2 separate regions of the Mus musculus genome follow, and region 2 is linked to region 1. The links are chromatin loops, found by intact Hi-C in ENCODE. Cell type or tissue: heart. All regions are shown on one strand. Each heading gives the region's core, and the rest is flanking DNA. Links, peaks and the distances in the headings are about the cores only.

Region 1 (15,422 bases), core at 3,076-11,075:
CATGATACAGAATGGAAATTCAGACATGTCAAGCTTTTCCCATACCTATGGGTTTGTAGCCAACAGGTACTAAGAAAGGACTCCCAAATTAGAGAGCCCAGGCTGCAGGCCCAGGCTCAGTTGCTCTATCCTGTGGAATTAGTTCCCCTCATTCCAGCCACAGGCTCCTTCTGCCATGACTCTTGTTCATAGCTCTACTAGGGTCTCCTTCATCCTGGGAAGTCTTCAGGAGGAGTATATTTAGCAGGAAGTCATAGGAAATACAGTTGACAACAGTTTACATGATCCTAGACACTTCAGGCCTGGGGCACCATGATATCTGCTGCCTTTGCAATAGCCATCTTCCCTTCCACCTCACTGTCTATGACTTTGGCACAGTTCCCAAGGGGCACTGGGGTGCAAGTAGTCAAAGGAGCCCCATGTAACATGACTCAGCTCAGGCTTTAAGCCCCAGTTAAGGCCTTTCTCTGGGTAGCTGTGTCAGATTGGCTCTGGCCTTAGCATCTCCAGGAAAACCATCTTAAGGGCAGTGTGTCCAAGCTACTTCTGTGTGGATAGTTTTACTTATTCTTACCCCTTCATCTGGATACTCCAAACATGGACATAGCTTCAAGGTTAAGTAGGCAAGCCAAACCACATCACAGAGAGGTTGATCCTGTGCAGAACAAGGGGGTCCCCAGTCCCTATGACACTCTTATTCCCTCCAACTGTCAGTTGTGAGGGGACAAAGACACAGATCCATGTGGCAACCTCTAGCTGCCTGTGAAATACCCTAATCATACAGAGATCTGGACTCAGGACAAACTTAGATTCATGGCTCTAGTGCAGAAAAGAATTTCAGCTATAGCAAGTAAAAAGCAAAGTATGGATATTTTAATATAAGCTCTAAGCATGAGAGAAGTGCTCAGAAATAGACAACATAACATATAATCAAGTGTAGTTACATGTTTGCAGAGGGAGAATGGGGGAAGGTGGTATATATAGGACCCTCAAGGGATAGCCTCAATTGTATTAGCATTAGCTATAATACCTTTTTCATGGCTCTCAAGTCACATTCCAAACGGTTGCTAAGAAACTTGTTTCCTTCCTCTTTTGAAAAGGCTAGAGGGTGGCTGCAGAGATGCCTGGGATGGGATAATCAGAGAAGGTAAGACCAGAAGCTACTACATGTCTAGGACACACCTTTTTCCTATAATGGAGCTTCTGGTGAGATTCCTAGAAAATTGTAGGTCTACAGCTGAGAGGGAAGAAATGCCTTGAAGCAGCTGTTCATTGTACTGGCATTCCTACTTCTCCAAGGGAAAAATCAGGTTCAACCAGGCTACAGAGTCAGAGGCTCTATTCCTCCACCACCACTTTTTTTTTTTTTTTAATTTCATGTATGTGAGTACACTGTAGCTGTCTTCAGACACACCTGAAGAGGGTGTCAGATCCCATTACAGATGCTTGTGAGCCACCATGTGGTTGCTGGGAACTCAGGACCTCTGTAAGTACGGTCAATGCACTTAACCACTGAGCCATCTCTCCAGCCACTCTATTCCTTTCTTAAGTCCCCATAATTTTCAGTGTTGATCTCTCCTGTCTCACAGGCTACCAAAGATCCTGAGTTAAGCTAAGCATAATTTAGAATCCAATCTGAGGGGTAGTGAATGAACACAGGCAGGCAAGTGCTACCCCAGTCAGTAGAACTGTAGGACCAGAAAGATTAGCCAGAGCCCCATGTAGCCACAGCCATAGGACTTTAGAAGGGTCAGAAAAAGGAGGGATGTATCTGTAACCACAGCACTCAGGAAACAGAGACAACAGGAATAATGTTAGTTCAAGATCAGCCTGGACTACGTGCTGAGTTTGGACTACAGAGATGGATCCTATCTGGAAGAAAGCAAGCCAGAAAAACAACAGCTGCACAAAAATAGTCAGCATAGATAGTAACTGACAAAAATGGTAACTGACAAGACAGTAATGAACAGTTCTAGAGTGATTTGTCTGAGTCTCAGAATGAGCTAGCCTTAAAAAGTCAGGAGGAGGAGGGTGCTGCTGGCTAAGTCTGGAATGTAGAACCGCGGGTCATGCTGGGTGGCACAAATGCTGTCAGATGGCAAAGAGCAGAACAGAGTCCGAACCTGTTCTGGCCATGTTTTTCAAGCTGTGACCAGACAAGCAACAAGAAGCATTTAGACTCTGGCTTCGGCTGGATTCCTAGATGACAGCCTGAAGTCACTGACCCATCCTGAGCTATTTCCTTCTGCCTCCCAAGCACCCTAAGCTCACTCAACATAAGCCAATCGAGAGGCACAATGCCACTCGAGAGAGCCAATGCCACTTCTGCTGTTCTCTAAGCCGCAGTTATGAGTCCTATACCCACGTCCACCTTGGACCCTAGAACTACACAGTTGCTCACAGCCTGTTGCACAATAGAAATCTATTTTAAGGAACAAGAGTCTCGATGTGTTGCCTAGGGTATCCCTGAGCGCCTGGGCTCAAGCCAACTTGATGCCTCAAGCCTCCAGAGCAATTCGAAATTTAAACTAGTTTACATCAATCCGAATCTGGGATTGCGGTGGGATTAGGGGAGCCTGCTTCTGCACCCTTCGACAACGTCCCTTAAAACGTCCAGGCCCTGCGTTTGCTGAATCCTCAGAGAGCAAAGATCCAGTCTAGCCCGGTTCCGCTGCGCTCCGCGTAAGTGTAAGATTGAATGGAACCACCGAGAGCCAAACGGCCACTCACTACCCGCCTCGCTCAAAAATGGTCGCAAGCACTGCTTCCTACTCTACTGGGTGCGCGTCCCAGGAAGTACCCGCTAGACCGCCGAATAGTCACCTCCACAAACGGAAATACCCGAGCTTAACCGAAAAAGACCGAACCTCAAACTACAATGAGGAGGAACCAGGGGGCTGCAAGGGTTGCGCAGGCGCAGAGCACAGCTGAGGCAGGAAAAACCGAAGTGGGCAGGCGACGGAAAGTGCCGAAGCGGCGGGGCGCCCGAGGCCGTTGCCGACCTCCGCATCGAAGCCGCGCCTGCCGCGGAAGCTGAGCCTCCACCGGTACCCTGCGGTACCCTGCCGCCGCAAGCGCGGCTACCGCCTCCTCCTTCCACCTCACCGCAGCCTCCTAGCAGAGGGAGCAAGTAGGCGGGAGAGCGGCGGACCTGTAAAGGCCGGCGTCCGCAGCCGCAGCGGGGCCTCACCAGACCCAAGCGGAAGAGGGGGAGGAGGGCGCGGGGACCGTAGCAGGGGCGGGGCCGAGGATCGCCGAGTCCTCCCGAGCACCTCCGAACACACCCGAGGTGCTTAGCCAGGCCAGAGCCGGACTACGGGAGCCGAGGCGGGCCGTGCGGTGGGCGCGGAGCAGCGCGGCAGGCCGGGCGAGCGGCAGCGGAGGAGGCCGCGGTAGCGGGTCCGAGGAGCGGAAGCGGCGCAGGCGGCGGCGGGGGGCCGGGTGGCCGGGGTCCCGGGCCCCCGCGGCGGCGGGCTGCGGCGGCGGCGGCAGGATGATCAAGCTGTTCTCGCTGAAGCAGCAGAAGAAGGAGGAGGAGTCGGCCGGCGGCACCAAGGGCAGCAGCAAGAAGGCGTCGGCGGCGCAGCTCCGGATTCAGAAGGGTAGGGGTCGGGACCCTGCGTTCGAGGTCAGGGACCGTGGCGAGAAAATGCGGCCCCTGATATTTGGTATTGGTGGTCAGGTTTCGAGGGTTGTGATGCGGGACTGGGGGTGCGGTCACTAGGGAGGGTCATAGATTGGGGCGTTGGGATACTCGGGCCTGGAGTGTTAGGGACGCGGAATCTGTTAGGGGAGGGGTATAGTTTTGAGAGTCAGACGAGAACTTTGCTCTGGGGTGCCGTGTCGTGAAGATTGTGAAGGTTACGAATTGGGAATAAGTGGGAGACGGTTTAGTGTTTTAAACTGGGGACTCGTGGCCCAAGACTCAGGTCCAGAGGGTCAGGCAGAGCAATTTTGAGTTTGAGGTGAAGAGGAGGGAGAAAAGAAGGTTACAGGAACTAAAAAATGTGAGTGTGGGTCAATTTAAGCTACCATACAGGAAATCTCAAGGATGAGATGGGATCTTGGGCTTGTAATAAGATGGAGACGAGGAAGGACAGTGGAGGTGGGTGGTTGATGAGAAGGGGTGACTTAGTGTTGGGGGGCCGGTGTCATGGTCCTTGAATTGCGGTGGACAGATAAACAGTAGTGAGTGGAGATAATGACTAGAGATAGAAAACCTCAGGTTTAAGGTGCTCAGGGTTCTTGGAAGCAAGGGTTATGGGAGTAGAGGTTCTTGGGGACTATGTTGTGGGAACTTGTGGAGGACTTAGCTGGGTAAGGGTTTTCCCAAGAGATGGGCAGTTATACTTGAAGATGCTTGTATATGGGATACTGTGTATCCAGAAGAGTCCACGTAGAGACTGGAAAGTGGAAAGAATATGGAGTAGTACAGACTGAGTTAAAGTACACCACACAAAGCTCTTCAGGTCTAGAAAGCGAACTTATGGGTTCTGCTGACACATGCCCAGACCTCCTTTCTTTTACCTGTTTCTCTCCCTTTCCATGCTGTCCAAACCTAGACATTAACGAGCTGAACCTGCCCAAGACGTGTGACATCAGCTTCTCAGACCCAGACGACCTCCTCAACTTCAAGCTGGTGATCTGTCCTGATGAAGTAAGAGTAAAACAGGGCAGGATTCCCAAGAACAGACCAGGGGTGGCCCCATAAGAGTAGGGTCTTCATTCACTCTCCCCCTTCCTCTTCCAGGGCTTCTACAAAAGTGGCAAGTTTGTATTCAGCTTTAAGGTGAGTCTCAAGTGTACAAAGGTAGCTCTGTGGAGAAGACTGGGTACAACCAAAACACCTTCCCATCTCCTTTCTCTTTTTACACCTTCCCATCTCCTTTCTCTTTTTCTGGAGCCAGGTGGGACAGGGTTACCCACATGACCCTCCCAAGGTGAAGTGTGAAACAATGGTTTATCATCCCAACATTGACCTCGAGGGCAACGTCTGCCTCAACATCCTCAGGTGAGGGCACTGCCTTCCTTTCCCTCCCAAGACCTGCCTTCCAGGTATCCTCAGCCTTCTGTGGACACTGCATCTATCTCTGTCCTTCCCTCCCCTTTATGGTCAATCTGTTTCTGTCTTAGTTGTTTTTCTAATGACCTGACCTTGGCTTTCTCTGTGTCCTGCCCTGTCCCGTATCTTCACTCTTAGATCTCACACTTCAATGTTAAAAGGCCTTCTATGGGCCTAACCTGTTCAGTATTAGCAGGGCCTGTAGCAGCCTCCCACTCACCAGCCCCTGATAACCTTGATGCTCTCTGCCCACAGAGAGGACTGGAAGCCAGTCCTTACGATAAACTCCATAATTTATGGCCTGCAGTATCTCTTCTTGGTAAGTAGGGTTAGGCATTTGAAGCTGAGGGTTTGTTGGCCATCTGCCTCTCTCTTGCCTGTTGACTTCCACTTGTACCGGCCACAGGAGCCGAACCCTGAGGACCCACTGAACAAGGAGGCTGCTGAGGTCCTGCAGAACAACCGGCGGCTGTTTGAACAAAATGTGCAGCGCTCCATGAGAGGTGGTTACATCGGGTCCACCTACTTCGAGCGCTGCCTGAAATAGGGTTAGCAATTACCCATCCCTGCCAGGGTTACCGGCCCAGGCATCCCCTGCAAATATTTATTGGGGGCCCGGGTAAGGTGTGTGGGGTAGCCTTGGCCCCTGCCTTGGCCTTGCCTCTCTTCCCTGTCACCTGCCCCTAGTTATTTTTTTTTTGACCACCACGTGATTATGGTCGGTGCTGCCTCCCCCCCGACCTGCTCAGCGATGGGAAATGAATTGGCTTGTTTAGCGCCCCCCCCCTCCCGCTGGGTGCTGTCCAACTCCCCACTCTTGACTGTGGGGTAAGTGGGCAATGGGCCTGGGTCGCTAGGCCCAAGCAACCCACCCCACCACCACTGGAGGTCCCACCAGGCTATTAAAGGGGAATGTTACTGCATGGCCTCTGCCTCTTCCTTCTGTGGGGTGGGAGGTACAAGTGAGGTCCACCAGCGTCTATAATGAAGATAAATGTGGCCGTGGATTGGGTGGGACCACTCACTGGGATGAGGTGCAAGCAATGGAAGAATCGGCTAATTTCAGCTCCTGGACCTTACACCAACATAAGGGAGCCTACAAGTCATTTCCAGGCTTGCCCCTTTATGCCATGTGTGGGCCTAATTTGGTTCGAGCCAAGCACTTGCTAAAATGCCATTTATTAACTGCCCAAAAGTGGGTGGAGTATGGGCCTTCCAGAATGAATAGCCAGTCGAGCTGTGCTCCCGCCATGGGCCTGTGAGGCTGGCTTGGGTGGGACCTGTACCTTCTGCTGAGGTGCGTGGCCCTTTGCGCATGCGCTTCTGTGGCTGGCTGTGCGCGTGCGTCCTAGCACTTCCCAGCATTCCCGGAGAGGGTGGGTCGTGTGACGTCAGGTCGCTTAATCCGGAAACGGCGGCCGCAGCAGGGGCTACCGAACCGAGGGGTTGTCGTTGGTGGAGTCTCAAGGCTTCGGAGGGGTAGAGGCGTGACCCGGAAGCGGAAACCCATCGTTCTCTCGGCTCCGGTGAGTGGTCTCTGCTGAGCCGCAGGTCCCGTTTGGTAGGCAGCGTAGGAGGGGGCTTTGGGCCGAGGCATCGGATGCCGCGCGGTCCGCCTGTCCCTACCCACATCGAGGTCTTCACCTCTTCCTGCCCTCGGTACGCAGGCTCAACATCTCCAAGACCTGTTCAGTGTCTGTCACGTCCTGAGCCTGAGAACGTCACTCCTACGCCCGCGAGCCTGGTTTCCTTGGCATTCATGCCCATTACCCCACCTTAGGGCCCAACTTCACATTTCAGAACCTACTCCATTCTATCCTCCCTTGTCGAGGGGCCTCACAACTACCCCCTCCTCAGTACTCAATCACCTTGATGTGCCTACTCAGGTCTGGGTCCCTGGAACAGTTCAGAACCACACCCTTAAGTCAGAAACAGGCTTGCCCCATCGTCTGTGGAAGCAGAGCAGAGAGTAGAGTGGGTGTGCTTGAGTCAGAAATGTATAACTAGTTCTCACCGGCTAATCCTTTTTGACTACTCAAGCGTACCTCCAGTTTCTACACCCTATCTACTTATGTGACCCTTTCTGTCTTTTGCTGCCCTGGGCCCTGCACTCTACAGCTAGTTCTGACGGTTGTCCCAGACCTGCTGGTGGAGTCTTACCACCATGGACCTGTTGTTTGGGCGCCGGAAGACGCCAGAGGAACTACTTCGGCAAAACCAGAGGGCCCTGAACCGAGCCATGAGAGAACTGGACAGGGAACGACAGAAACTAGAAACCCAGGAAAAGAAAATCATTGCGGACATCAAAAAGATGGCAAAGCAAGGCCAGATGGTAAGTGTCAAGTGATATGGGACACGAAGCAAGGTGCCGTCTCAGTCATTGTTTTAAGGATAACAGTGAAACAGTGCTTTGAGCAAACTATCATGAAGGGTTAACAGTAATTTCCCAATTTGGGGTGTCAGGGAGGACCTCTTCACAGATAGTACAAGTGAGCTTCCAGAAAGCTAGCCATCACGACAGCCAAATGTTGCCAAGTCAAGTAGCAAACTGGGAGACCAAGAGAGCTAAGGAGTAGAGGTGGACCAGACACACAGAAATGTAGGTTGCAGTGTGAGCTGTGATGAATAGGCAAGAGTTAAGGATGGGAGTAAGGACAAGAACAATTGCTCAGAGGTGGTTATTTCCTGGGGCTGTGCCAGCAACATTTAGGTAGGGAATAGAAGCTGCACCTTGAATGGATTTGTATGTGGTTCTAGATACAACCTGGATGAACGTCTTTTTTTAATTCACTGCCAGGGACTCCAGGATTTTGTAAATATGGGGCAGGGCCCTACCTCAGTCATATCCCTGGCCAAAGACAGATTCTTTTTGGGGGGGGGGGGGGAGACAGGGTTTCTCTATGTAACCCTGGCTGTCCTGGCACTCATCTGTAGACCAGGTTGGCCTCGAACTCAGAAATCCACTTGCCTCTGCCTCCCAAGTGCTGGGATTAAAGGCGTGTGCCACCACTGCCCGGCTCCCAAGACAGATTCTTGATACAGTCTAGGAGTGCAAATTGAATAAAAAGGTTGTGGATATCCTGGAGGTGACTCTGTACATTGAAGGAAATAGGTACTGAGCCTAGGCCTTTTATATACACATTCCTATACTTAGGTTAGTAGCCAATGCCTATAGTCCCCTCATTAAGGGAGGTTTGAGGCAGAATTGTCAGTAGGAGGCTACTTTGGGCTATATATGGGCTGAGGAGTGATATCCCTAAGAGAGGGGTGAGATTTTGGAGGGGCAAGTGACCTTAAGTATAACCTCACAGCGTCATCCTTCTCTTGCCCACTCGGCAGGATGCTGTTCGAATCATGGCAAAAGACCTGGTGCGTACCCGGAGATATGTACGCAAGTTTGTGTTGATGCGGGCCAACATCCAAGCTGTGTCCCTCAAGATACAGACTCTAAAATCCAACAACTCAATGGCACAAGCCATGAAGGGTGTTACTAAGGCCATGGGCACTATGAACAGACAGGTTTGTCCCTCCCAATCCACTTTCCCATCCCCATTGACCTTCAAGCAGGTCACTTACCCTCCCTGCCTTCTTCCAGCTGAAATTACCCCAGATCCAGAAGATCATGATGGAGTTTGAACGGCAGGCAGAGATCATGGACATGAAGGAAGAAATGATGAATGACGCAATTGATGATGCCATGGGTGATGAGGAAGATGAAGAGGAGAGGTGTGAGACTTTGACAGGAAGGCAGGGATATTTACCAGGACCCTTACCCATTCGTAGTCCTGATGAGTTCTTTTTCTTTCCTAGTGATGCTGTTGTGTCCCAGGTCCTGGATGAGCTGGGACTGAGCCTCACAGATGAGCTGTCAAGTGAGTGTTCCAAATCCACCTATTTTCCCACCCAAAGCTCAGCCACAACACAAAGCACAGCCCTTGACCCTCAACTCTCTCTGCAGACCTTCCCTCCACTGGAGGCTCACTCAGTGTGGCAGCTGGTGGGAAGAAAGCAGAGGCCACAGCCTCAGCCCTGGCTGATGCTGATGCAGACCTGGAAGAGAGGCTCAAGAACCTTCGCAGGGACTGAAAACACCCCACCCCAACTCAGTGCATCCTGTCCCCCTGTAATAAAGAAATTTGGACACTAATTTACCAAGGCTGTGAGCTTATGACTAGTGACAATGGGACCCAAATTCCAGGCTCGAGTGAAGATGATTGTGCTTAATACAAAAGGCTCTGAGCACGCTCAGGTGCAGGCTCCACACTAGGGCCACCAGTTAGCAAGTTAAACCAGTGACCCAAGTGGGCGCAGCATCCAGTTAATGCATATATACCTCTCCACCTAACACATACTAACCAAACAATCCATGGCAACAGATGAGATTTAAAGTGGTAACTGTCCACCAACTTGGGATATGAAACTCAGTTATGGGTCATAGAAAGGAATGCTATGCTAAATTTGAGTGCTAATGCACACCTTTAATCCTGGCACTCTAGAGGTAGATCTGAGTTAAAAGCCAGCCTCATTTACAGATGTCCAGGATAGCCAGACAATGTCTGTAAAAACAACCCTTTGAGGGGGGCTCAGCGCTTTAAAAGCACTGACTGCTCTTCCAAAGGTCATAAGTTCAAATCCCAGCAACCACATGGTGGCTCACAACCATCTGTAATGAGATCTGATGCCCTCTTCTTGGAGTGTCTGAAGAAATAATATTTAAAAAAACAAAAAAACCCTTTGAGAATCTCACACAACCCACTTTGATTAAATGTAAGCAGTTGATTAAATGTAAGCAGTTAAGTTGCTTCGTGTCTAAATTTGTATCTGGCCACTGGGAGGCACTGCACACCTGAGGCCTCCATCCAAACTCTGTCTCAGAGTTTCTCTGTATAGCCCTGGCTCCTGGAACTCACTTTGTAGACCAGGCTGGCCTGGAACTCAGAAATCCGGCTGCCTCTGCCTCCCAAGTGCTGGGATTAAAGGCGTGCACCACCACGCCGGGCTCCATCCAAGTCTTACCAAGGACAGTGTACAAATGTTTCACCTGGCCAAAAAGAGGGAAGTAAGGTCACCTGTAGAATGAGTCTTAAAACCTCAGGAACAGTCCCCAGACAGCTGAGGCATGAGCAACTGACTCAGTGAAGTTTTTATTAAATCCACAGAAGTAAAAACCATTTTGTGAAGAGGGACTGAGGGGACGATGGGGCCAGCAAGAACAGGAGTCAGGCCACCAAAGGACAGGGTATGGGGTGAAAATACAGAGACCAGAGCTGGACTGGGCTGACCACAAGAGCCCCAGCTTCAGGGGCCATCACCAGGGCCAGAGAGCTCCTGAGAACTTAGGCCAGCACTGGGAAGGTTCAATGGTGGTGGTTCTACCAGCACAGCAGAAAACTTGGTGTCACCAAAGGCATCATTCATGCGTGTCTCAAAGAAGCGCTGCAAGCCGATGATGGACTGAACATCTGCCTTGTCCTGTTCCAATTAAGAATACACACGTGAGTGGGTCCTGGCTTTTCTTTCCCCTGCCTGCTATACTCCCCCACCCCCGGCTTCATTCTGCAGGCTCACCTCAGTCAGCTTGTTGAACTGTTTGAACATGCGGCCCACATCTTGAGCAAACTCCTGGGGGGAGCTATAAGGAGGTGACAGCTTCTCTTGGAGGCGAGCACGAATCAAGGTCAGGTCTAGGGTACCACCAGGCTGCTCCTGTAGGGAGAGACAACATAGACATTGAGGGGGGTCACCACCTCTTGGCACCTGCAACCTCTCCTGTTCTGGGACTTACCATGGAGAATGTAGAGTCGGTAGCCAGCTGATGCAAGGGACGGCATGGTTCATGGCAGAACAGGGCCAGGAGAACACGCTCACATTTCTAGACAATACAAGAGATATCAGAGTTGTAGCTTGGAAAGCTTCAGCTACTGGGCCACACAACACATGCATTCAGCTCTTACCCGCTGGTTGGCTGGTGAGAGTTTAGCTACCACACCAGTGCTATCTGCTCCATCCAGGCTGAGGCTTCCATCTTCCTCCTTTAGGTCAGGGAGCACGTGGCAGAGTGAGCAACTCCATTCCTCCCTAGGATGAGGAAGATTAGGAAATGTAAAAGATGACAACCAGCTCTCTCTCCACAATCTATCTGATCCTGCCCAGCCTCACACATACCCTGGAACATCCTGCAGGGCAGGGAGGTGGCAATCCAGGTGGAAGCAAAATTCGCACTGGTTACACATGACCAGGTCACCTGGTTTCTGGCAGACACGGCAGATAGTGGCACTGTCATCCAGGATACCTGGCCCACTTACTGGGGCTGAGGTAACCTCAGGAGCCACCACCTCCAAGCCTGAGCTGGTACTGCCACTAGGTGAAGCTAGACGAGGTCCCTCGGCACCAGGACCTTCAGTCAGAGGCATCAACACAGGCTTGGTTTCAGGACCCTCGGGGGCAGCCGGGGGAGCTCCAATAGCAGCTTCTGTCTCTTCTTCCTATAAGACAGTTTGATTCTTAGTATCAAAATCTTAGGGTGACAGGTTTCACTCTCTAAGGACCATCCTGTACATCTTACCTTGACAATGGCCATGCCAGGAAGGGGTGGGGCACCAGGGGCTCCTGGTGGCACAGTCCCAGCCTGACCAGCAGCTGCTGCAGCAGCACCACGCTCAATAACAATCAGATTGTAGTCCTCAGTAGTGCTTCCAGGAAAGACCTTGAAGACTGGTGGCTGGCTGTCAGAGGTGAGGTCCAGATCCAGGCGTTCAAGGCTCACACGTGGCACCTTCCTTAAGAGGCCACTTACCTCTCCCTCACCAGAGCGGGACCTGTTAAGTGTATCTTGTCATGAGCTCACATATATTCCTACCACACCAATACTGTACCCACCTGCTACTTCAATGGGCTGCCACACTTACCGCTTCATGCCTGATACATGCGGCTCTGCACTTGAATAGGGATCATCTGCTCAGAAGACAAAAGAGTTGGCAGAAAAGACAGAGACGGGGTACTCACCCAGCCCAATTTCCAAGGCACAACTACTTACCTGACCCAAAGCCATATCCCTCTTGTACTTCCATGGGCTAGAGACAGAACAGAACATGTGCCATCAGCAAGGTACAGTAGCCCCCATGGCCCTCATTCTCACTCATTCCCTCTCCTTTGTTTCTCTCCCCAGCTCACCTGGCTACTGCCAGAACCTTGCTTGCTTAGAGGGCCTGGGGCTCTTGGAGGAGCCATGGGCCCAGGACCTGTGGAGTTCGTACCAGGACGCTCAGCCACAATCTTGCCTGAATGAAGATAAGAGAATTCCCATTGGGCACAATAATAAATACTGCCTCACCTCAAATGCTCCCATGGTCCAAGCAAAAAAAAAGGGCTAAGCAACCTACCAAAGGCTTCAGCACTCTTGGTCCAGGCATTGAGATCCCACTGAAACTTCATCTCACCATGAGGCTCCACAGGATCCACAATCATTTTGAGGGCCCGATGCAGCTGGAAATAGATCTAATGGGGGAGAGGGTGCAAAAATATGGCATATGAGCATACTTGGCAACTTATAAGGTCTTAAGGTGCTGAGGGGCCACCTAGCTGAATGAAGCCCACCACTACACACCAGCTTCTTAGAGAGCAAGAGAGCTGTATTGTTATCACTCTCCAGAGCCCAAGAGGCAAAACGCAAAATGTGTTCCTGGTGCTTCTGAATTTTGGTCATGGTCCAGTGCTGGCGCTCCAGACGTTCCTGCTGACCCTCGGTCACCTTCTGCAATTCAAGGAAAACAGTCTCGTTAGGGAAAGCAGAGAGCACTAGGATCCTTCTCCACCCTGCAGTGTCATGTCAGCTGCCAGCACAAGTGGAGGTTGCCTGGCGTGGTGGCGCACACCTTTGGCAGGCGGATTTCTGAGTTCGAGGCCAGCCTAGTCTATAACCAGAGCGACACAGAGAAACCCTGTCTCAAAAAAACAAAAAACAAAAAAAAACCAAAAAACAAGAAAGGAGAGGTTGGTTAATACCCTTGCAGCCCTAAGTTTTACCTGGGCATCATTGACCAGAACTCGACCCCGCTTATTCAGCTCCTTCATGATCTGCAGAATGGCCATCTTGACATCAACCTGCACTCGCTTCTGCACATCAGACACCTGGCGGATCCTAATGGACAAGACAATCAAGCAAGGATAACCTTGCCCTGGTACCCCAATACCCCTGGCAGCGGAACTTACGAGCTTCGAACCTCCTTGGTGTTTTTCTGAAGTGTGGCATGTTTGTCCCCAAGACGTTTCACCAGTGAAGCCAAGAGTTTACGTTGGTTCCTCACTGCATCTTCCAAAAACTGGTACCTGAGACCACAAAAGAGTGAGCCTGCATGCTAAACTTAGAAATAATGGTTTCCAACTACCCAGTGTGCCTTCAGACTCACTGATGGTCCTTGTGAGCGTTGAGCTGGCAGTCGCGGCAGGTGAGTGTGTCACAGCTCTCACAGAACAGCACGAGGGGCTCATGCTTGTGCACATTACAGTAGACTGTTCGCTCTCCATCTCGAGTCTTAGCAGGTCCTAGGAAACAGGAATTATGCCCTCAGCCATTCAACTCAAGCGGCAAACAAAACAAACCCCTTCTGACCCCATTCCAGTTTGTCCCACAACCTTGGCCCATTTATTGATAAAGATCTAGGTCTGGAAGCTTTTTACTCACAAAATGACTACACCAACTAATAAGGAATAAAGGCAAGCTTGTAAAGAGAAAGTCCTTACTATTTCCTGGTTATCTTCCCACTCACCAATGAACAACCATTCCCAAATAAACAAGGCCCTGATGGCTCACAGAAGTTAACACCAGCACTCACTGTCAAAAATTCTAATCATATTATCAGCACCTAGGAAACAGAATGATCTCAAGTTCAAGGTAAGCCTGAACTGCATATACTGAATTCAAAAACAGACTTGTTTCTACAGTGAGATGTCCTCAAAAGCCCTGAGGCACAGGACTTGGGAGGCAAAAGCAGACCGGAGTTTGAGACCAACCTGATTTGTATAGTGAGTTACAGGCCAAATGGGCTAGCAGTAACTATATGCTGAGCTATCTACTTCCACAAAAAAGGTCTGGTGGGTCACAACTTCTCACAACTTTAAACCCAGCACCACTTGAGAAGCAGAGGTAGGTAAAATCTGTATGAAGACCATCCTGGTTCCTTGTTTACATAGTGAGTTAAAGGACAAGATTATATACAGACCTTGCCTCAATCAATCAATAAATAAATAAACAAACAAACAAACAAACAAAAACCAAAAACCTGAGCATGGCAAGCCTTAATAAACTCAGCACTCAATAGCAAAGGTAGGTATCTGTTAGTTGAAGCCAGCCAATTCTACAAAGATCTAAGACAGTCAGGGCTGATACAAAAAAACCCAGTGTTGAAAAGCAAAATACAAACAAACAAAATGAGCAGGGAACAGGCACATTCCAAATGCCTATTTAAATCCCAGCACTTTGGAGTTATGGGAGGAGCAATAAAGTCCAAGGCAAAGCCAGGTGCCACAGGAAGGCAGAATCTGAGTTAAAAGGCCAGCCTGCTCTACAGAGTGAGTTCCAGGACAGCTAAGAGTTGCCCTGGAGGGGTTGGGAGAGTCCAAGGCCAGCCTAAGCAGCGCCACCAAAATAGAAAGTAATAGACTAACAAATCAGTCCCCTTCCTACCCAATGCTAATCCAATCAAGGCTGTATTAACCAAGCCCAAACTATGGACCACTAAAAGAGCAGTCCTGCATCTCTCATCTATCCTGTAAGTGCAGCTCTCTTCTCATCCCTCCTGATTCCTCACACCCGCCTCAGCAACTACCTTCCACTATCTTAACAAATGTCCTTAGCTGGGCAGTGGTGGCTCACACCTTTAATCCCAGCACTTGGGAGGCAGAGGCAGGCAGATACCAGAGTTCAACGCCAGCCTGGTCTACAGAGTGAGTTCCAGGACAGCCAGGGCTACAGAGAAACCCTGTCTCGACACCCTCCCCCCCCCCAAAAAAAAAGAGAGAGAGAGAAGAAAAAAAACTCTCCTGACTTTTTCTTTGGTCTAAAGCCAGGTGCCAGAGAACCACCAACTGCAAAGATGGAAGTCACTTCGTTCTAGCCTTTACTAGCTGCTTATGCTAAGTGACCCACTACCAGGACCTACACCCCTCCATGAGACTTCCTAGTACCAATGGTAGCAGATGCCCTACACACCCTCTGCCTGAGGCCTTTCCCTTTCCACCTAAACCTCCAAAGTCTGCTCCTGAAACCCAAGCATTTCTGAGTTCTGTGTCAGGTTCCTGAAAATCCTCTTTGTTCTATCCATCAAGTATGCATTTTAGTCAACCAAGACAGAGGCAGTTC
Region 2 (15,422 bases), core at 2,957-10,956, 57 kb after region 1:
CAGCACTGAATCCTGCTCCATAGTTCGAAATTTTAAAATCAAAAGTATTTAAAGTCTTAGTCTGGCGCAGTGACACACAACTTTAATTCCAACACTCAGGGGCTGAGGTTGAAGGACTACAGATAGTTTGAGGGCATTAAAGTGAGACTGTCTTAAACATATATACAGAGAGTTTAAAATACCAACCTGGGCTTGGTGGTACAAGCCTATAGTTCCAACACATAGGAAGCTGAGACAGGAGGATCACCAGTTAGAGGCAGCAGCTGCTGCATTAGGAGACCCTGTCTCAAACAAAAGAAAAGCTCCCATCTCATCACCTGAGCTTCAGGTGATCACCCTGGAATATCTAAGGGGACCCATGCCATTCAAAGGCTCTTTAAGCAGATGGAAAAAGAGGTCCTAAGCCAAGGGTCTCGGGTAGCTCCCAGGGTAAGTCTGTCTTTGATCTAATGAGACATGCTTCAGTGCTTTGACACTGGAACAATTAGTAAGTAAATCTGTTTTGCTCTACCTAGTTTACAGGCAGAGTTAGTAGGCCACCATGCACTGAAAAATTCTGAGTGATTGTTAAGAGGGTCACAGTTCCCTGGGCATCAAGGAATGACCCTTTGTCTTCCAGTTTAACTGGCCATTGTGCGGTGTAGCCTTCACCCAGAAGCATGCATGGCCTGAGGTACCCATGGGTTATCTAACTTCTCAGAATCCACTCATGTGCTCTCATGCACCCAAAGGAGAGTCAGTTGTTCATCCAAGTTCAAGTTCAGGAGTTCAAAGGCCAGGGCGGGTGGGGAGCAATGTGTGTAGTCAGGAAACTAGGTAGGCTGGAGGAGAGAAGTAACTAATTAGGCCTTTTAGGGCTCAGCTGCCCTGTGGTTCCTGTAGTCTGCTAGCCAGCACACACGGCTGCTCTTTTGGTCAATGGAAGCTAGAAGTCAGGAGTTTTACTTAGAAATTGTTATAGACGTATAACTTACATTAAAAATCTACCATGTTAGCCAGGCAGTGGTGGCACATGCCTTTAATTCCAGCACTTGGGAGGCAGAGGCAGGTGAATTTCTGAGTTCAAGGCCAGCCTGGTCTTCAGAGTAAGTTCCAGGATAGCCAGGGTTACACAGAAAAAACCCTGTCTCAAAAAACAAAACAAAACAAACAAATCTAGCATGTTTGTCTAAGGGTCACATGCAGCAGGGGAGAAAGGCAACTGTGGTTTCCAGTACCTTCCACAGAGACTTCTTGCCCAGCCACTGCAAGGAGGGACCTGAGGCAATTTCTGAGCATCCTGAAGTAGGGAGTGTCCACCTTTTGCACAAGCTGGATAGGTTAGTCATCGAACCCAGGCCTGGCTCCACAAAGCAGGGGCCAAAGGAAGGGACTAGCCTCTTCTCCTTACACTGGATAGTCTGGTGTTGGACAGGGCAATCTTCTTGCAATCCCTGACCTATTTGGGGTACCTTAGAACCTCCTCTTGGCTAGAGAGGATGCTAAAGTGGTGCATTAGGGGATGGAGGAATCCAAGGTGAGACATGCCTCTCCAGCTACTCATGGACCCTCTGGCTGGTGGATCTTCCTGTGAATGACCAGCTGAAACTTCCAGTCAAAGCTACAGCCACAGTCGCGGCAGAAGTGGCGCCGCTGGCCTGCATGGCTCTTGCGGTGGATGACCAGCTGTGACTTCCAGCTGAAGCTGCGCCCACACTCCACGCATGTGTATCCCCGAAGGCCAGGGGAGCGCTTCATGGCCGGCTCCCGGGCCACCTGTGATGGTCTCTCCAGGCCTGGCCCTCTCGTGTGTGTGCGGAGGTGGATGATGAAAACGGACTTCCAGTCAAAGCTGAGGCCACACTGCTCACAAACGTACAGCTTCCGAGGTGTGGGCCTCGCTGGGGCTTCAAGCAGTGGTGTGGGAGACAAGACTGAAGGGTCCTTGCAAGGGCTCTGCCTTTCACTTGGAGTGGCTTGAACTAGCCTTGGATCTGCAATGGCTCCCACTTCTGGGGGATGGCTCCGGAGGGATTCTGGTCCTTCGTGTGGCATCTCCTGTTTTGGTCTCAGCTCAGAGTCAACATGTGTCTCTGGCTGTAGCAGCGGCAGGCTTGCTAGGGTGGAAAGAACGTTCATTTGGGGGCTTGGACACATGGGGGCTTACACAAAAGTATGGGGATGGGAACCTTTTGGTAGAAGAGAGATGCAGCCGGATGCTGGGCCACTGCACTGGGAGCCCCAGTGAGGGCCTAGTACACGTGGGAGGTGTGTGGAGGATGGGACAGGGAAGGCCATTGATCCTCACCCTGGGACACCACTGTGTCGTACTTCTCCGGCATCACACCCCAGCACAGCTCTTTTTGTGATGAGTCCAACAGGCCCCACTCCTGCAAGGATGCAAGCAGTCACTGCCTCTCCCAGGCAGCCTCATACCCCTACCCACCACCCCGTGGCTGGCAGGTTACTGGATCTCCATCTGTAGCAGGCTAAGGACCAAGCCAGTATTGGCATTTGTGAGTTCTGGGTCAGCTTTCATCTGTCCAACCTACCATCCCTGTCTTCTCAGTGGTCTATCTCACTGATGGCCAGAGGACTGAACTTGTGGGTAGGTTTTGGAGAAAGCCACAGTGGCTGTCTATCCTTCTAGTCACTACACTATGAACAGGATGTGATGGAAAGTCAACAAGAGGTCTGGAGACTACCTGAGCTTCAGCTACCTTCTGTCAAGACTGATTAACAAAACTGAAAATTCTTCCTTGGGGTGAGAGATTTTTTTTTTTGGCCTTTATTGGGGTGCCTGTGAGAAAGAGTAGGTCTATGTAGCCCAGGTTGGCCTCAAATGCACTACGTAGCTGAGGATAACTTGAAAGTTCTGATTTTCCAGTCTCTGCCTCCTGAGTTTTGGGATTACCGGTTTATGCAGTGCTGGAGATAGAACCTAGGGCCTAATGCATGCTAGGCAGGCACTCTACCAAATGAGCTACATTTGCAAAACCTTTATTTATTTCATTTTATTTTATTTTTTTAGAAAGAGGACTAAGGAGCCAGGTATGGTAGGTGCACACTTTGATCCCAGTACTCAGAGGCAGAGGCCAGCCTGGTCTACATACTGGGATCCAGGACATTTGGGGCTGAGTAGAGAGATAAAACAAAACAAAAACAAAAACAAAAACAAGGTGCGGTGGGTTGGAAGACTAAGATGAAAAAAGAATAATGAAGCTGGGCATGGTAGAACATACCTTTAATCCCAGCACTCAGGAGTTCCTTGGTCTACAAAGCCAGTCCGGGACAGCTGGGGCTTGTTATTCAAAGAAACCTTGTCTTGAACTGCCCTCCCATACACACACCAAAAAAGAAAAAGAAAAAAGAAAAAAGGAGGAGGAAGAGGAGGAGGAATTTTAGGACTGTGACGAGGTGAGTACGCAAAAGTGATGGAGAAAAAAAGCTTAGGTGCTTGGTACCAGCTGGAAAGGTCTGAAGAGAGGTAGTTTGGTGGCAAGACAGGGTCCTATGGTGGCCTTACCAAGGAAAAAAATTCCTTGCCCTGAAATCTGCCATATAGGTCTTTGATAGGTTGAGAAAAAAACCTCGAAGGACAAGCCAAAGCAAATCTGGAGAAAGGGAGGTGGCAGCCATAGTTACATCGAGAGTTGGTACTACTGTCTGGAATGGAGGAAGACACCAGAGAGGGGTCAGAGAAGGGATTCTTAACCTTGAAGCACACCCTAACTAGGCATCCTACTGGGGAAGGGAGGGGCTCGGAAGCAGAAGGAACCTGGAGAGCACAGATCCCTACCCCCTCCACGTTAACTATATACACTCGGGTAGTGGGGTAAGCTCAGGTTCCATGCCACTGTACACTGAGAAGAGCAGTAGAAGGGATTCGAGGAATGTTCGGGAAGAGTATCTTGATCTGACCTCAGGACTGCAGGACACCTCTCCAACCGTACACATAACAGCTGGCTCATACCACAAACCTTTCCAGTAACTGACTTCTCTGGAAGTGAGGAAGCCATGCCCGCCAGTTCTAGACACCCTGGACCTGGGGCCTAAATCCTTTCTAGTTCGATTCTACCGGTCTATTCTTCAGCTCTTAGGACTTGGTGGGAGGGAAGGTATTTACTACTCAGAAGCAGTAAAAAGCGCATGAGTCACTGGCAGGGGATCCTACAAAACTACAGGGCAGAACACAGCCACCAGGGGTAATCCCCTCCCCCACACATGGCCTGCAGTTCCTGCGAGAGGCTGTTTACCTGGATCCTTCCTGTTTGGAAGGATATGGAGACCGTTTCCTGATGTTCAAGATGTCCCTCGGAATCCTGGGTTGAAAGGAGGGCACTTGGAGATACTGAGGAAGAGAGGCAGTTGTCACTGCATTGACCTTTGGCCTGCCTCTGCCATGTGACATGGGGGAAGTGACCCCATTCTTCTCAGGGATCCAGCTTTATGGTCTCTCCAGAGTCCCTATCTCAGCTGGGATTGTCAGACTCAGTTTAGGAGCTGCAGCCCTGACACCGTGCTCTGACCTCACCCCTACCCCCATCCCCACCCCAGGGATTTGAAGTTCACATGTTGCATTCCCTCACCCATCTCCTGCCCATCAGCACTGACTTCCTCCTTCACACTGCAACTGATCTGGGTAGATCGATCTATCCCGGCCTTCAGCGGTGCCTCCGCAAGGCCTGCCTTGGAGGACTCCGTTGCTGCTGAGATGTGGTGACTCCCTGAGGACTCCTTCTGGACTAGAGGAAGCATCTTTGGCTTCAGGATGTGGGCTGTGATCTGAAGAGAATCATGTCACAGGGGCTCTCCCTTCGATCTGTCCTTCTAAGAAGCTAATGTCATTTCACTCACCCAGCCCAGCAGCTGCCCAGGATCATGCTGCAGCCCCTCAACAAGAACTGCGGCCTCCTCGGGGCTTCCTGGTCGCTGCCCTCGAACCCAGGCCTGGATCTCAGGGGGCAACACACCCAGGAACTGTTCCAAAATCAGCAACTCTATTATGTGTTCTTTGGAGGATGACTCAGGCTGTAGCCACTGGTGACACAACTCTCGAAGCTGGGCCAGTGCCTCTCGGGGTCCCTCAACCTCCTCATAGCAGAAACCCCGGAAACGGAGTCGTGCAGCCTCAGGCTCCTCAAGGGTGGTCCTGGAGTCTCTGAGGGATAGGTGTGGGGTACCCCGAGGAGATGGCATTCTTGTTTTGAAGGGTCTTTTTGGAGGTGACAGAGGGACCTACAGAAAAGGAAGAATGTCATCTAAGGTCAGAAGACACACACCAGACCCCTCCTAGAAGCCGGAAAAGAGAACCCTGAGGCCAGGAGAACTTCAAAGAAGGTCATGGGAGGTGCAGCCCCACAGCAGTTGAGCAGCTGTATTTTGTTTTGAAGATAAATGACTGGGTGGAATGTCCAGGGACCTTCTAGAAAACTGCAAATGACGGGCTCAAACATTTGGGTACAACACAGGGCTCCTGGGAGATGAAAGTGGCTCATCCAGTAGACAAAGGGTCAAGCAGGACACGGAGGGAAGGGGGGTGGGACCATCATCCTGGGTGACCTGGAGCCCTGAGGCTTCAGACAGGAGGCAGACCACTGTGCTAGCTGAAGAGTTGGCTCTGAGACACAGGTACAAGACCTGGGGCAGAGCTGAAAGCCTGGGTGCATTCTCAGGAGCTTATTATGGGTTGGGAGGCACAGCTCGCTGATCGCAGCTGAATTGTGGATGCCTCATACTGCCTCAGCTTACTACGCATGTGAAACCCTGAAACAAAAGCCAAAATCAAACAGCCCCGTTTTGTGTGGAGTTGTAAACTGGAACCTGTGTCCCAGCTCTTAAGATTCTGGTTTTAAATCGGCTCTCTTGGGACATCCGTCCTGCTCTGGAGAAACTCAAGAGTTGGGGTGTCAGGCTCTGACACAGGAAAGGGGTGGGTCCGACGGCTGGGAGGTGCTCTCGGTGATCCGAGGAGCCGGATTATGAAGCTGCGCCCGCCCAGCTAGGAGTGAGCTCACCTCTGACGCGTGGGAGAGCCCCAGGAGGTTGGGGCACTTCCAGGAAGTGACACCGAGCACGTCCCACTGCCACTCAGAGAACGCCCCGCCTCGCGCGTTGCCCTACCAGCCCGGCCAATCCTGCATCTGCTCCGCCGGATCGGCCCCCTTCGCTCGGACTACGTCTCCCGTGAGCCTCAGCAAGAACGACAGCACGCTTCCAAGGCCTCTCACGCGCGAGACTCTTCGCTCCTCTCCTTGGGGTCGCGTTGCTGCAGAGTTCCGGGGGGGGTTCCCACTCCTGACTTGGCAGCCGTTCTTCTCTTGCAACCGCAGCCGTAGGACTCACGTAGGACGGAGCCGACTGTGGGTTAGCCTCCTTACGCATGTGCGCAACGGACCTGGTTTCTATTGGCCAGAGAGGCATCCTGACCAATCAGAGCTAGCGCTCCCGGAAGGACTCTCGCTCCTTGTGTCTCCTAGGTAACAGCTAGCGCACAACTTAGGGCCTCTTGCTGTTCTCTGAGTTAAGCTGTAAGGGTCCCCCTGCCTCGGAGAAGGCCTAGGTGGAGGCTCCTTGGCCTCTTGAGTCCAGACTGTTCTAGACAATCCCGTTGGGAATCCAGGTGAAAGGCGGTGGTGGGCGAGAAAAACTCAGTATGGCCTCCATCGGATCTCCGTTAAGCTCCCTGGATATTGTGGAGACAGTAGGCCTACAGGTGAACAAGTGCTCAGAGGAGGTAACCATGTAATTACCAACCCTCACTAATAGTCTTCAGATAACATTACTGAAAATAAGGACGGAGGTTTCTGATTAAAATTACGAGGTATACTCAACCCTTACTTAGGAGGATGTAGTTAGACAAGATGACTTATATTTATTTTTTTTCTCCCAATGGGCAGTTGATGGCATTTTGTTTGTTTGTGGGGGAATGGGGCCTTTAAAGAATAAAAGTCCTTGGCTGTCCTGGAACTCACTCTGTAGACCCTACTAGCTAGCCTGGAGCTCACTCAATAGTTCTGCCAGTCTTTCTCCCATTCGCTGAGATTAAAGGCATGGGCCCCCATATCCGACAGTTAGAGGCTTTTTAGCTTAATTGCAGATGGGCTTAGTTTTATTTCCACATATCAAGTGGCTGGACTGTGATATAAACCATTCAATCCTGAACTCGATCTGCCTACTTGGGTTTCTTCTGCTACCCAGGAACCTTCTCCTTGGCAGCTACTGTAGAGAGCAGCGGTTCTCTACATCCAAAACTCCTGAGCAGTTCTGTCGGTAGAATTTGTCTTTTACAGATTCTCTGGACACAACTCTCACCACCTACCTATTGAGGAGAAGCGCTAAGGGGGCCTAAGGGGGTTCCCAGAAAGCTCTCTTGGAAACACCTTTGTTCTAGTGCTCACCTCCCTGCTAGGCTGGTTTCTAAGCCTTCTATGTGCCACAGGATAGACCTGGTTGAGTCTTGTGATGGTATACATCTTACCCCTGGGCTTGACATGACCATTACCATCTTTATTTCTCCCTTGTTCAGGCCATTAAATCTAAGACCACATATTTAATAGGTAAACTATCATTGAGCTAGCCCCAACTCAGTCCTTAATTATAATGGTTATATTAGGTTGGCCAATGTAACCATGAAACATTTTATCTTTTGAGGCAGGATCTAAGTTCCCCCAGGTTAGCCTCTCAGCTGTCTTAAAGTAGAGGGCCTGTGGTGACCTACTGACCTAGCTCTTAGGGTAACAAAATAAAATTTATAACAGATAGCTAGGTCTATGGTACTGGGGTGTTCAAGTTTCCTCTTGGATTGGGGAGACATTTTGGTCACCAGTCGTTCTTGCCTAACTGTGTGTGATCTTTTTTTTTTTTTTAAATATTTATTTATTATATGTAACTATACTGTTACTGTCTTCAGACACTCCAGAAGAGGGCATCAGATTTCATTTCAGATGGTTGTTAGCCACCATGTGGTTGCTGGGATTTGAACTCAGGACCTTTGGAAGAGCAGTCAGTGTTCTTAACCACTGAGCCATCTCTCCAGCCCATGTGTGATCTTAGAAATGATAAATTTTAAGGTAAAAAGTTGATTAGGGCACTCAGGAGGCAGAGGCAGGCAGATTTCTGAGTTTGAGGCTAGCCTGGTCTACAGAGTGAGTTCCAGGACAGCCAGGGCTACACAGAGAAACCCTGTCTCGAAAAACAAAACAAAACAAACAAAAAAAAGTTAATTAGGTTTGAGATTCTTCAGTCACCCATCTTCTTGTAAATGTTCCAGCTCTGGGGAGGAAGGGGAGAAGCCTTCCCCAGTGGCAGTGTTACAGCTCTGAAAGGAAAGGTATCCTGGAAGTTGGGAGCCAGGAAATACCACAAAGTCACAATATACAACAAACCTCAGACAAGAGATTTATTGGGAGGGAAAAACTCAGAAGGTGGTTGTATTTCAGGTGAGAAGCAGCAGAGAACTGAGCAGAAAACAGAATATATATATATATATATATATATATATATATATATATATTTCTCATTTATTTTATGTATATGTGTTCACTGTAGCTGTCTTCAGCCACACCAGAAAAGGGCATTGGATCCTATTACAGGTGATTGTGAGCCACCATGTGGTTGCTGGGAATTGAACTCAGGACCTCTGAAAGAGCAGCCAGTGCTCTTAACAGCTGAGCCAACTCTCCAGCCTGAGCTTGGGCTTTTTACTCTGTAGGGAGGAGCTTGGCCCCAATGTAGCTGGAGGGGCGGATCCAGCCATTAGGGCCATCTGAGTGTTGTGTGGGCAGAGCTTGACCACTCTCACTCCTCAAAGGGTTGACGCTTGTAACCCCAACAAACTCATTTACCAAGCAGGACTTAGGAGTCTTTCTCTGGTGTTTTCTTTCTCTCCATTTGGAATGTAGGTTTATGGCTGCTTAGGAAAATCATGAGACAGAGATCCCAGTGTCAGCTCAGTATTTGATTTCCCTTAAATGCAGATTGACTCATCTCCTGGTTTCCAAGTGTCATTGTCATTTATGTTACCCTCCCTCCCCATCTTCACCTGTAGACTTACATTACTGAAGTGTTGAGTTTGCTGCATCATGTTCACCTGTAGAGCTAAGTGTTGAGTTTGCTGTGTCATGCTCACCTGTAGAGCTAAGTGTTGAGTTTGCTGCATCATGTTCACCTGTAGAGCTAAGTGTTGAGTTTGATGCATGTTTGTTTGGCTTTGGGTTTGGAGGGGTGGGGGTTGTTTTGTTGTTTTAAGACAGGATTTCTATATCCTCCAGCTTCAGTTTTCCCAGTTTTGATAATATAGGCAGATGCTACCAAGCTTAGCTGGTTTAACATTTGACTTAGAAAGCCCAAGGACATTTTTACAGGCACAGCCTGTTAAGAGGAGCCAGCCCAATATAACCATAGTTCCTGGGGAAGACCATGCATAGGGGAGCGCAGGCCAGTTCTGGGTATTGGAAGAGGTAGATTCTAGGAGGATGAAGGTAAAAAGCAATTGGCTCACAAGCAGAAGAGGCTGGTGAGGAAGAGAAGATGGCCTTGATTCCAGCCTGTGGGCCCAGGAAAGTTTAGGACATTTGCTTCAGTTTCCTTAGGGAAACCTGTTAGGGACCTCATTTGCCCAATGTACCTTTGGTCCTGAGCCTTCCTGGCATTACATAGCTCCATCCAGGAGGAAACGACAGTGGGCCTATCGGGTATCAGGAGGCCTAGCTCAGAGAATTTTCCCAAACAGTCATAGGCAGCTGGATCCTATACAGCATCCCTCTTTGCATAACTTAATGAGGTTTAGTGGACAGATGTGTCTGACTCCACCGGCAGGTGGTGGGACAGTTATGTCTCATGTATAGAGGGTAGCTGCAAGATGGTTTTGTTGCTTTTTTGAGACAAGGTCTCACTATGGGCCCCCAACTGCTATATAGACCTGCTTGTGTCTCTGTCTCTTGGGTTCTGGGATTAAAGGTACCCATCAAGGCATCTGATCTTTTTAATTTTTTTTCTCCAAACTGTCTCAGTAGCCCCACTCTGGTCTGGAAGATTAACTTCATATCCTCCTGTCTCAGCCTCGCAAAGTGCTAGGGTTACAGGTCTGCACCACCATACCTCCAGGTGACGGGACCGGAGTTCCCAAAGGGCAGGACTCAACTTTGCCCATGCGCTCATCCTCATCAGCAGACACAGTCACAGCACTGGCTCGTTCTTCCCACCCTCCTCCCTCCCATAGCCCGGTCCGCAAGGGCTCATCTACCAACAGAACCGCTGCTCTGGGGCAGCTCACTTTCCCCAGATCTCCTGGCTTCCCCCACCTACCTGTGGCCGCCTGTATCCTACACTAGGCTGCAGGTAAGCTGTACCTCTACCCTATGGCCTCTGGGAACCCAGATTGAAGCCAAAGTGTCTGTGCTGACTCCAGTGGCATGTCTCTGCACATCCATTTAATATCATCTGCTTTGTTTTAAGGTAAAAAACAATATTATTGTTCATACAGGTGTATCTCAACTCAGCTTTTTCTTTTTTTAAGATAGGGGTTTCAGTGCTGGGCTGTGATGGCGTAGGCCTTTCATCCCAGTGTTGGGAGGCAGAAGCAGGTGGATTTCTCTGAATTCAAGGCCAGCCTGGTCTACAGAGCTGCATCCTGTTCCAAGATGATCAGGGCTACACAGAGAAACCCTGACTTGAGACAAAACACAAGGCCTCAAACTATCCTTGAATTGCCCCCTCGAACTCCTGATCGTGGGGATTTCAGGCATGCCACACCAAGCCTAGTTCTTTGAACTAATTAAAACCCAAAGCTGAGGTAGAAGGACATAGTTCAGTTGGTGGAGTGCTTGCTAAACAGGCACAAGGTTTAATCTCCAGCATTGAATAAACTTGGCATGCAGCTGTTTGCCTATAGCCTCAGCACTCAGGAGGCAAAGGCAGGAGATCAGAAGTTCCGGCCAGCCTTGGCTACAGAGATAGTTCAAGGCTAGCCTGGGTTACATGAGACCCTGTCACAAAACAACATCAGGGCCAACAAGATGGCTCAGTGGTTAGAAGCTTGTACCATGAAGCATTACAACTCGAGTTTCATCCCCAGCACCCATGTGGTGGAAGGAGAAAACTGATTCCTGAAAATTGTCCTTTGACTTCCGCATGCATGTATGCATGCCCTTACATACATGTATCCACACATATAAATATGAACTATAAACAACAGCAATAAAAACCAGGAGACATGTCCTGGAGTCAAGAGGTGTGGACTTTCATATCTAGGTAAGAAATTATAGTATATATCTGTTTTAACTTTTCAATACTGGCATTCATTTCCCTGTTGCTGTGACCTCAGGTCTACATGGGACCTGGTCTGCTAAAGGCCGCAACAAGCAAACTGAATCCCAAGCACCCATCTGCCCTCCCTCACCATTTAGGGTCATTATCACTGGGCGTCGGGGGTCTCAGAAGTCACAGGAAACACCAAGTCTTCCCTGCTCAGTTCTTTACCTTGGGCTCAGATGGGATGGGATGGGATGGGACAGGTGGGTGCATGATGGTTAAGCCCAGCAAAAATAAGCAGCCCTGTCTCATTTCCTCTCAAGTCAGTAGCACCACTTCAGATGTTCGGGCTCATATAGCATGGCTTTGGTAGTGGCTGATGACAGGCCCGCATGAGGATGGGGATGCCGAGGAACCAGAATTCCTGACCTGTCTTTCAGAGCTGAGGGGGACATCTTCCCTCCAGGCTTCAATTTCCTATTGGTGGGTTATGCCAGCCCTTCGAGCCTGGATGGAGACTGGAGAAGTCCACCTGAGTTCAACCCTGGTTCTGCCTTGTGCTCTAGGCCACACTAACTCTTCTGTGCCACCTGAGCTTTCTTGTTTGAAGCAGAGAAATCAATACAAGACCCACAAGCTGCTCACTGGGCAGCACCTAGCACATGGCTGGCTGTGAGTCTACTTGGACTTTATCTGGATCCTATAAGAACATTTACTCCTTGTTTAGACAGGGTTTCACTGTGTAACTCTGATTGAGACCTGGAACTCACTATGTAGACCAGGCTGACCTTCAACTCAGAAGAGACATGCCTGCCTCTGCCTCCCAAGACCCGGGTTTAAAGTCATGTGTCACGATATCCGGCTGCTAGAATATTTTATAGCATCATCCTCTACTGGTCCAAATCTCCTTCCCTCTTCATTTCCCAGAGGAGAAGGCTGAGGCACAGAAACAAACCATTTGTTTGCCTGAAGCTTGCACCAAAGAAATGGAATGCACTGGGGTTGTATCTCCAGCTGCTAATTTGAGAGCTCCTGCCTATTGCGGGCTCTTTTCCTGTTTGTATAGCCACAGTCAGGAAATACTGAAGTGGCATTACCATGAAGATCAAAGTCTGAGAGTCACACATTAGTTCCGGGGTCAGTCCCTGCCTACTCCACCAGTCCCAGGGGGGTTCATGCAGTCTATGGATTCCTCTCCAGGACAGCTTCTTTTAGGATATAGCTGTAAATGGAACTGACTGGCAAGTCTTCCTTGTACCTGCCTCACACCACAGTGGATTTGCTGAGAACACAGGCTCTTCCACAGTGAGTGAAAGGGATTTCAGAGAAGGGCACAGCTGTGACCTTAGGCCTCAGCTATCTTTGGGACTGCTGGTGGGGCTGTGGTAGAACTGGCCTTTGGAGGTGCGCCATCTAAGGATACCCCAAGAGACCTGGCCTGGGGGTGCGTACTGCCCCTGGGCCTCCTCAGGGCCTTCTCTCCTGTGTGGATCCTTTGGTGATGGAAGAGGGCTGGGCGCTCACGGAAAGCGCGGCCACACTGCGTGCACACGAAGGGCTTCTCACCCGTGTGGATACGCCTGTGGCTGAGCAACACTGCGCCCTTGGCAAAGGCCTTGCCACAGTCGCCGCAGCGGAAGGGTCGTTCGCCCGTGTGCAGCAGCTGATGCTGTGTGAGGTTGGAGCTGTGGCTGAAGGCACGGCCACAGTGTGGACAAGAGAAAGGCTTCTCTCCGGTGTGCACACGCTGGTGCTTGAAGAGCGAGGAGCCTTGACTAAAGGCTGCGCCACAGAGGGAGCAGGCATAGGGCTTCTCGCCGGTGTGCGTGCGTTCGTGCTGAATAAGATGTGAGTTGCGGCAGAAGCGGCGGCCGCACTGTGCGCAGGCATAGGGCCGCCCTCCTGCGTGTATCTTTAGGTGCTGACTGAGGTTGGAGCCGTGGCTGAAGGCCTTACCACACTCGTTGCAGTGGAATGACTTCTCGACTGTGTGGATGCGCTGATGGCGCACCAGTGAGGAGCTGTGTCGGAAGGCCTTGCTGCACACCATGCACACATAAGGCGTCTCACCGCTATGGATGCGCTGGTGCTGAGTCAGGTGAGATGTCTGACTGAAGGCCTTGCCGCACTGGGCGCACTCATAAGGCCGCTCCCCGGTATGAGTACGCAGATGCTTGAGGAGGTCTGAGCTCTTCACGAACACTTTGTTGCACGCCCTACATTCGAAAGGTTTGTCCCCAGAGAGAAGACCTGGGCCGGCCTGGAGGGCCTCTCCCAGCTCATCCCATATCCGGGCCTCTGTAACATTGGGGTCTCCCTGAGACTCATGCCAAGCCTCACTCATCCCACGTCCCTCCTCTGCCCCATGGAGATCTGGAATGCTTTGGAAAGTTCTCCCAGGGGTTAGCTGCATCTCTGGCTTTCGCTGCTCTGCTACCCGTGGCTGCTTCCCTGGGGCCAGAAAGTCAGAGAAGGCCTTCCCTCTAGATGAACCATTTTCAGGAACCCCTACTGGAGAAGTCAATCGCAAGCTGACAGTTGCTTCACTGCTGCTGGAACCTAGCAGGAGTTGCTCCCAGTAAATCACTGATACCCCTGTGGGTTTTTTCTGTAGAGATGGGCAGGCACTTTGGTGTCCCTCCAGAATTTTTGCATCAGGGTAGGCACCAGCAGGAGGAAGGATACTAGTAGGTATCCTATCAGGCCTGTCACAGGTGGCCCCTGGAGGTGTTCTAGACACATGTCTTTCTCTTGTACTATAATTGGATCCTGAAGGCAGAGAAAAGATAGTTACTGCTAGGACCCTGTCTGAAAAAAAAAAAAAAACAAACTTATTGAAGAAGCTGAGCAGTGCTAGTGCTACACAGAGAAACACTGACTAGAAAAAACCAAACCAAACCAAACCAAAACAAAACCCCAAAACCAGAAAACCAGAAGTGTAGGTTGGCCCTGGGAGAAGTTGGCAGAGAAGAGTCTGTCCTAACAACTGTGACCTCTATGGTCACAACTGTGCACTGGCTGACCTGGGACCTTTCTCTCAAGCCTCGCTCCCTAGCCTGCTTTCTCTTTGTGTTCATTCCTTGAGTCTATGCACTATCAATCCTGTTGCAGACTGCTTTTCCTGGGCATTCTCTCTACAACACTCAGCAGTGTCCTGGCCAATGCTATGCACAGTGCCAGAAAGAGCCCGGCCAGGAGAAGTGTTCAAACAACAGTTGGGGAGAAAGAATGACCCTACAAATGTGACAGTTCAATGGGGAAAGTGAAGCCACACAGCACAGCCGATGGGTATGTATGTATGTGTGGCTCAAAGGGAGTAATTTCCTGCATGGACACAGCATCTGGGCCCTTCAGGGGCAGGAAAGGTCACAAGATGAGGAAAAAGATTCAAAAAGGGAAGGGAGCTATCTCTAGACAGGAAAAGAGGGTGTCTGTAATACCAAGAAGTAGAGAATGTAGTAGCCCTTGCCCCTGAATACACCCTAGGTGAAGCCCAACTCACCAAGGCTGGATCTCCTGTGGGCACCCCTGCCTGGGCCTCTATTTGTCCTGTTGGGAACCCAGGGTTCCTCACCACGCTGGAGTTGGATGATCACACGAGGCCGGGAGACAGAAGGTCCTAGGAAGGAATAAGGAGCATGTGAGGCCAGCCCCAGCTCAAGACAGTCCAGCCCCAATAGAGAGCAGGGTGTGGGATATGGATGTCAACCATGCAATTGCACCCAAAACCCCACAGGATACAGGAGGACTGCAGGCCCGGCTCAAGGGTTCCCATAAGGAACTACTAGATCAGCCACTCCAAAGGAAGGTGCTAGAACTCAGGCACAGAAGAATGTAGACAGCCAGCACCCCAGGGATACAGGAAATGGTTATGTTTATCAGACTATATGTGTCCAGGGCACCGCCCTTCCTCTCACATCCCTATAGATAGAGGGTCATACTCATAAACAGTTAGGGAGAGAGTGGACACTTGTAATAGCTCCTGAACCTGGTGTGCTTAGCTGCCTGCCATACCTGGTCCCAGCTTTGCTTCCAATGAAGGACTCAACTCAGGCCTTTACCTATGGAGTCTACAAGTGCGAAGTTTTCCAGCATTACATGGCGGTACAAGGCCCTCTGGGCGGCATTCAGGAACATCCACTCCTCCTGGGAGAAGTACACAGCCACGTCCTCAAAGGCCATCCATCTCT

Evidence for each region. Peaks named below come from ENCODE experiments on the same cell type or tissue, not always from the same donor. Only the 100,000 strongest peaks of a DNase experiment are listed, where the experiment ranks them.
Region 2: it touches region 1 in a loop (2.5-fold over the local background); 10 of 42 quality-filtered maps call a loop at or near these places.

Annotation. Positions count from the first base shown.
Region 1 is chr7:13,025,801-13,041,222 of GRCm38, reverse strand. It overlaps Trim28 (tripartite motif-containing 28), which reads right to left. Exons shown (of 17, transcript NM_011588.3): 4 at 13,471-13,606; 5 at 13,274-13,390; 6 at 13,088-13,202; 7 at 12,669-12,815; 8 at 12,445-12,559; 9 at 12,236-12,342; 10 at 12,099-12,135; 11 at 11,971-12,016; 12 at 11,628-11,880; 13 at 11,228-11,547; 14 at 11,017-11,140; 15 at 10,848-10,934; 16 at 10,631-10,768; 17 at 10,191-10,534. The coding sequence ends at 10,361. Chmp2a (charged multivesicular body protein 2A) reads left to right here and starts at 6,446. Exons shown (of 6, transcript NM_026885.3): 1 at 6,446-6,588; 2 at 7,181-7,394; 3 at 8,402-8,581; 4 at 8,658-8,788; 5 at 8,873-8,934; 6 at 9,021-9,217. The coding sequence starts at 7,227. The coding sequence ends at 9,148. Ube2m (ubiquitin-conjugating enzyme E2M) reads left to right here and starts at 3,245. Exons shown (of 6, transcript NM_145578.3): 1 at 3,245-3,602; 2 at 4,563-4,657; 3 at 4,751-4,789; 4 at 4,908-5,011; 5 at 5,318-5,381; 6 at 5,469-6,103. The coding sequence starts at 3,494. The coding sequence ends at 5,609. In heart, for the core only: a CTCF peak has its summit at 9,882 (motif pointing right); DNase peaks (open chromatin) are centred at 3,242 and 6,452; H3K4me3 peaks cover 4,450 bases; H3K27ac peaks cover 3,827 bases.
Region 2 is chr7:12,968,793-12,984,214 of GRCm38, reverse strand. It overlaps Zfp324 (zinc finger protein 324), which reads right to left. Exons shown (of 4, transcript NM_178732.4): 2 at 15,294-15,420; 3 at 14,735-14,851; 4 at 10,393-14,001. The coding sequence ends at 12,578. It overlaps Zfp446 (zinc finger protein 446), which reads right to left and starts at 6,367. Exons shown (of 6, transcript NM_175558.4): 1 at 6,103-6,367; 2 at 4,837-5,217; 3 at 4,569-4,764; 4 at 4,236-4,330; 5 at 2,288-2,369; 6 at 1-2,096. The coding sequence starts at 6,363. The coding sequence ends at 1,540. In heart, for the core only: no CTCF peak of the experiment used is centred there; DNase peaks (open chromatin) are centred at 4,684, 4,904, 6,044 and 6,364; H3K4me3 peaks cover 2,321 bases; H3K27ac peaks cover 2,796 bases.